Linked DNA regions of Homo sapiens: region 1 is linked to region 2. The links are chromatin contacts, found by Hi-C in ENCODE. All regions are on one chromosome and are shown on one strand. Each heading gives the region's core, a stretch centred on a gene start or an enhancer-like site at or near the end of the contact. The rest is flanking DNA. Distances are from core to core; before and after follow the strand shown.

Region 1 (3,034 bases), core at 314-2,813, 83 kb before region 2:
TAATCCCAGCTACTTGGGAGGCTGAGGCAGGAGAATCGCTTGAATCCAGGAGATGGAGGTTGCAGTGAGGTTGTAGCTGGGACTACAGACATCCGCCACCACGCCCGGCTAATTTTTTGTATATTTAGTAGAGACGAAGTTTCACCTTAGCCAGGATGGTCTCAATCTCCTGACCGCGTGATCCACCCACCTTGGCATCCCAAAGTGCTGGGATTACAGGCGTGATGCCTGGCTTATTTTTTTAAAAAAAATCTTGTAGAGATGGGGTCTGGCTATATTGTGCAGGGTGGTCTCAAACTCCTGGGCTCAAACAGTTTTCCTACCTAAACCTTCTAAACTTCTGAGATTACAGATGTGAGCCACCATGCCCGACCATTTTTTTTTCTTTTGGTAAAATTCACAGAACATAAAATTAACCATTTTATTTTATTTATTTTATTTTATTTGAGACGGAGTCTCGCACTGTTGCCCAGGCGGGAGTGCAGTGGTGCGATCTCGGCTCTCTGCAACCTCCGCTTCCTAGGTTCACGCCATTCTCCTGCCTCAGCCTCCCGAGTAGCTGGGACTACAGGTGTGCCCCACCACGCATGGCTAATTTTTTGTATTTTTAGTAGAGACGGGGTTTCACCATGTTAGTCAGGGTGGTCTTGATCTCCTGACCTCGTGATCTGCCCGCCTCGGCCTCCCAAAGTGCTGGGATTACAGGCGTGAGCCACCGCGCCCGGCCAAAATTAACCATTTTGAAGAGTGTGATTCAGTGGCATTTACCACATTCAGAAGATTGCACAACGATCACTGCCAACATTCTCATCACCTAAAAGGACACTCTGTACCCATTAAGCATGAATTCCCAATCCTCACTCCCCAGCCCCTCACAACCACAAATCCACTTTCTATTTGTATGGATCTGCCTGTTCTGGACATTTCATAGAAATGGAATCCTACAAAGTGTGTCCTTCTGTGTCTGGCTTCTCTCACTGAGCATGATGTCCTAAGGTTCATCCATGCGGCAGCCTGCGTCAGAACCTCATTCCTTTTTCAAGGGTGCATAGTATCCCATTTTCATGGCTGCGTAGTGTTCCATTGCATGGCTGTGTAGTACTCCATTGCATGGATTTATCCTGCATATCCACTCCCGTGTGTGCATGGATATTTGAGTTGTTTCCACCTTTCGGCTATTGTGTGCTGCTATGCATATTCCTCAGTGGTTCTGCCTCTCGATAGATTTAATTTAAAAAGAAGAAACAACCATAAAGTGTTTTCCTCCTGAGTTGAAGGTCACAGACATGCTTCCCTTTTTTGACCCCTTCCTGACACTGGAGCATCATGTTCAAATCAAGACCCCAGAACTGAGATTATAAGGAAATGAAATTGGTAGCCTGGGCTTCCTGTAGCCAGTACTTTGGTGTTTTGTTTTGTTTTGTTTTCTTCAAGACTGTAGTGCCAACTTCTGCAGAAAAACAGCACCCCTAGATGAGGAGGGTCAGATAGGGTTCGCGATGCAGAAAGTTGGAGGGTGTGGTACTTCCTCTTCCCGTACCACCTTTGCAGTCAACAACAGACCTCCCCAGGGCTGCCAACAGCCAGAGAGACAACTGGGTTACTCAGGAAAGCCTCATGAGAAGTGAAAGGCGGTGGCTACACAGCCCCGGCAGAGTTTCACAGGGTTCCCGTGAAAGCCATCCTGAAGTATGTTTGCCAGGCACTGGGTCCCAGGACGGCCCGAGTGCCTGGGACTTTACGGCACAGATGAGAAACGGTGGCCGTCTCCATTCCCCCGTACACATTCTCTACGCACGGCATCTGGCCCTAAACGCCAACTCAAGAGGGCCCTGGTAGCATCAGCTTCAACCCTGACCCTCCCTGGACGTGGATGACTCTTTCCTTTCCCTCATTTGCTGGGGCTGGAACCTTCATATTTCAGGAGAGTGTCTTAGTTCGTATGTGTTGCTATCGTGAAATACCATAGGCTGGGGGCCTTCTCAACAGCAGGCATCTATGTCTCATGGTTCTGGAGGCTGGAAGTCCAAGGTTAAGGTGTGGCAGATTCAGTGTCTGGTGGTCTATGAACCAGTGGCTTCCTGATCTATAGACAGCGCCTTCTTGCTGTGTCTCACATGGTGTTGGAAGGGGTGAGGGAGCTCTCTGGGGTCCATTTTATTTTATTTTATTTTGTTGTTGTTTTTGTTTTTTGAGATGGAGTCTCGCTCTGTCACTGAGGCTGGAGTGCAGTGGCGCGATCTCAGCTCACTGCAACCTCCGCCTCCCGGGTTCAAGCGATTCTCCTGCCTCAGCCTCCCGAGGAGCTGGGATTACAGGTGCCCGCCACCATGCCCCGCTAATGTTTTTTGTATTTTTAGTAGAGATGGGGTTTCGCCATGTTGGCCAGGCTGCTCTCAAACTCCCGACCTTGTGATCCACCCACCTCAGCCTCCCAAAGTGCTGGGATGACAGGCGTGAGCGTCAGCCTCCCGAGGAGCTGGGATTGCAGGCACCCACCACCACTCCTGGCCCTGGCTAATTGTTGTATTTTTTTGTAGAGATGGGGTTTCACCATGTTGGCCAGGCTGCTGTGGAACTCCTGACCTCGTGATCCGCCCGCCTCGGCCTCCCAAAGTGCTGGGATGACAGGCGTGAGCCACCGCACCCGGCCTGGGGTCCCTTTTATAAGGGCACAAATCCTACTCATAACACTCCACCTGCATGACCTCATCACCTCCCAAAGTCCTCACCTCCAAATACCATTGCCTTGGGGACTGAGGATTTCATCATGGGAGTTGTGGCGGGTTACAAACCTTGAGTAAGTAAACATCTTTCACCCATTCCCTGGGGCTGGAAGTTTCATGTTTCAGGATGATGTCTTAGTCCGTTTGCGTTGCTATAGCAGAATACCATAGCCTCGGTGGCTTAGAAACAACAGACATTTGCCAGGCGCAGTGGCTCACGCCTGTCATCCCAGCACTTTGGGAGGTCGAGGCTGGCAGATCACGAGGTCAGGAGATCGAGACCATCCTGGCTAACACGGTGAAACCCC
Region 2 (3,220 bases), core at 143-2,642:
TCATCATCCATCCAACCCCCCATCCACCCACTCATCCATCTATTCACCCATCCGTCCACGCACCCATCTACCTACTCATCTATCCATCTACCTACTCATCTATCCATCCACCCACCCATCCATCCACCCATCCATCTACCTACTCATCTATCCATCCACCCACCCATCCATCCACCCATCCATCTACCCATCAACCCATCAATTCATCCACCCACACTTCCAGTTATCTAAACACTAATCCATCCATCCACCCATCCACCCACCCACTCACCCATTCACAAACCCACCTACCATTCATCCACCCATCCACCCTCCCACCCACCCCCATCCATCCACCCACCCATCCGCCCACCCATGCACTCATCCACTCACCCGCCCATCCATCTACCCATCCACATCCATTCATCATCCATCCACCAACCCATCCACCCACTCATCCATCTAGCCACTCATCCATCCACCCACCCATCCACCTACTCATCTATACATCCACCCATCCATCTACCCATCAACCCATCAATTCATCCACCCACACATCTATCCACCTAAACACTGATCTATCCATCCACACATCCACCCACCCACCCACCATTCATCCACACATCCACCCTCCCACCCATCCACCCATCCATGCATTCATCCATACATCCTCCCATCCATCTACCCATCAACCCATCCATTCATCCACCCACACATCCTATCTAAACACTGATCCAGCCATCCACCCACTCACCCACCTACCCACCCATTCACAAACCCACCTACCATTCATCCGCACACCCACCCTCCCACCCACCCACCCATCCACCCATCCATCCACCCACCCATCTGCCCACCCATGCACTCATCCACTCACCCACCCATCCATCCATCCACCCACCCATGTACCCATTCATCCACCCATCTATGCATCTACCCATCCATCCACCCACCCATCCATCCATTTATTCATCCATCTACCCATCCATCCACTCTCGTCTCTGTCTTCATCTTTCCATGCCTTCTCTCTGTGTCTGTGCCTAAATTTCTCTTTCTCCTAAGGACGCCAGTGAATTTTATTAGGGCCTCTCCCTACTCTATTATGACCACATTTTGACTTCACTAATGACATAGACGCAGACCCTATTTCTAAGTAAGAAATGGCCATAATACCGAGAGTATCAGCCAGGGTGTGGCCCACGACAACTTCCTTCTACGTAATCAAAGTAGGTAATTGAAGCCAGCGTCTGTTTTGTCTTCCAAATCCACAGCTCCAACAGAGTGCCATTTGCTGTCTTTGGGGTTGAGGGCCTCCTGAGGCAGCCCTATCAAAAGAACCACAAACTGGGTGGTGCAAACACCCCCAGAAAACAGAAAGGAGAGCAGACGACAAGCACGGGGCTGGCTTGTGGTTCCTTAGGGCTGGGGCCTCTCACTCCCCTGTGTGTTCAACAGCTGGGACAGCCCCCAGCACTCAGGAAAGAGGGGTGGTTATAGCCAGAAGACAATAGCTGGCAAAAAAGGGTCTGTCACCGGCATGCAATCCCTGCTGCCCACGAGGAGATGCCTTTTGTCTATTTCTCATCCCAACCCTGTAAGGTCCACCCGGAACAAGACTGTAGTGATCACTGCACTCAGCATCTGAACCCTTTAGAAAGGGGTTCCCAGGGCTGGGAATGAGGGAAGAGCAGCTTTATGCACAATAGCCAAGAATCAGGAACACGCCAGGCGCGGTGGCTCACACCTGTCATCCCAGCACTTTGGGAGGCCGAGGCGGGCAGATCATGGGAGGTCAGGAGTTTGAGACCAGCCTGGCCAACATGATGAAAGCTTGTCGCTACTAAAATTATTAAAAAAAAAAAATGGGCTGGGTGTGATGGCTCGTGCCTGTAATCCCAGCACTTTGGGAGGCCGAGGAGGGTGGATCATACATCAGAGGTCAGGAGTTTGAGACCAGCCTGGCCAACATGATGAAACCCCGTCGTTACTAAAATTACAAAAAAAAAAAAAAAAAAAAAATGGGCTGGGCGCGGTGGCTCACGTCTGTAGTCCCAGCACTTTGGGAGACTGAGGAGGGTGGATCACCTGAGGTCAGCAGTTCACAACCAGCCTGGCCAACATGGTGAAACCCTGTCTCTACTAAAAATACAAAAATTAGCTGGGTGCGGTGATGCATGCCTGTAGTCCCAGCTACTCCAGAGGCTGAGGCAGGAAAATTGCTTGAACCGGGGAAGCGGAGGTTGCCGAGAGCCGAGATCACACCATTGCACTCCAGCCTGGGCAAAAAGAGCGAAACTCCCTCTCAAAAAAAAAATTACAAAAAAATTAGCCAGGCGTGGTGGCAGGTTCCTGTAGCCCCAGCTACTTGGGAGGCTGAGGCAGGAGAATTGCTTGAACCCAGGAGGCGGAGGTTGCACTGAGCCAAGATCGCACCACTACACTCCAGCCTGGGCAACAGAGCAAGACTCCATCTCAAAAAAAAAAAAAAAAATCAGAAAGAACAAAAATGTCCATCCACAGGAGAATGAATAAACAGAATGTGGTCTATCCACACAGTAGACTATTATGCACCCACTGAAAGGACTCAAGCTCTGACCCAGGCTGCAGCGTGGATGAACTTTGAAGACCCCTGGCTCAGTGACAGAAGCTAGACACAAAAGACCACATATTGTAGAATTTTATTCTTATAAAATATCTAGAATAGGCAGATCCACAGAGACAGGAAGCAGATTTGAGGTTCACAGGGGCTGGGGACAGGAACGAACAGGATTAGCAGTTGTGGGGTTCTGAAGGGTTTTTGTTTTGTTTTGAGATGGAGTTTTGCTTTTGTTGCCCAGGCTGGAGTGCAATGGTGTGATCTCGGCTCACTGCAACCTCTGCCCCCTACCCAGGTTCAAGCGATTCTCCTGCCTTAGCCTCTGGAGTAGCTGGGATTACAGGCATGTGCCACAACACCCGGTTAATTTTTTTTGTATTTTTAGTAGAGACAGGGTTTCACCATGTTGGGAAGGCTGGTCTTGAACTCCTGACCTCAGGTGATCCACCTGCCTCGGCCTCCCAAAGTGATGGGATTACAGACGTGAGTCACCGCGCCTGGCCCATTTGTTTTTGTTTGTTTGTTTGTTTAATTTTAGTAACAACAGGATTTCACCATGTTGGCCAGGCTGGTCTCGAACTCCTGACCTCAGGTGATCCACCTGCCTCGGCCTCCCAAAGTGCTGGAATTACAGGTGTGAGCCAT

The links. A loop is a pair of places that touch in the nucleus more often than their neighbours do. Pooled maps may share reads with other maps.
Region 1: a pooled map shows a loop between it and region 2 (1.8-fold over the local background). The contact joins two enhancer-like sites. A Hi-C loop is called at or near these places in 2 of 168 maps with a recorded cell type or tissue (heart left ventricle and testis) and 8 of 50 pooled maps.

The regions. Positions count from the first base shown.
Region 1 is chrX:1,553,585-1,556,618 of GRCh38, reverse strand. No RefSeq gene overlaps it. Among named protein-coding and RNA genes, the nearest start is that of P2RY8, 18 kb to the right of the region's middle. Within about 2 kb of position 1,563, at least 7 of the 41 ENCODE cell types and tissues checked have a DNase peak (open chromatin) inside an H3K27ac peak, as active enhancers do.
Region 2 is chrX:1,470,088-1,473,307 of GRCh38, reverse strand. The region is part of intron 1 of P2RY8 (P2Y receptor family member 8); the gene reads left to right. Among named protein-coding and RNA genes, the nearest start is that of ASMTL, 19 kb to the right of the region's middle. Within about 2 kb of position 1,392, at least 6 of the 41 ENCODE cell types and tissues checked have a DNase peak (open chromatin) inside an H3K27ac peak, as active enhancers do.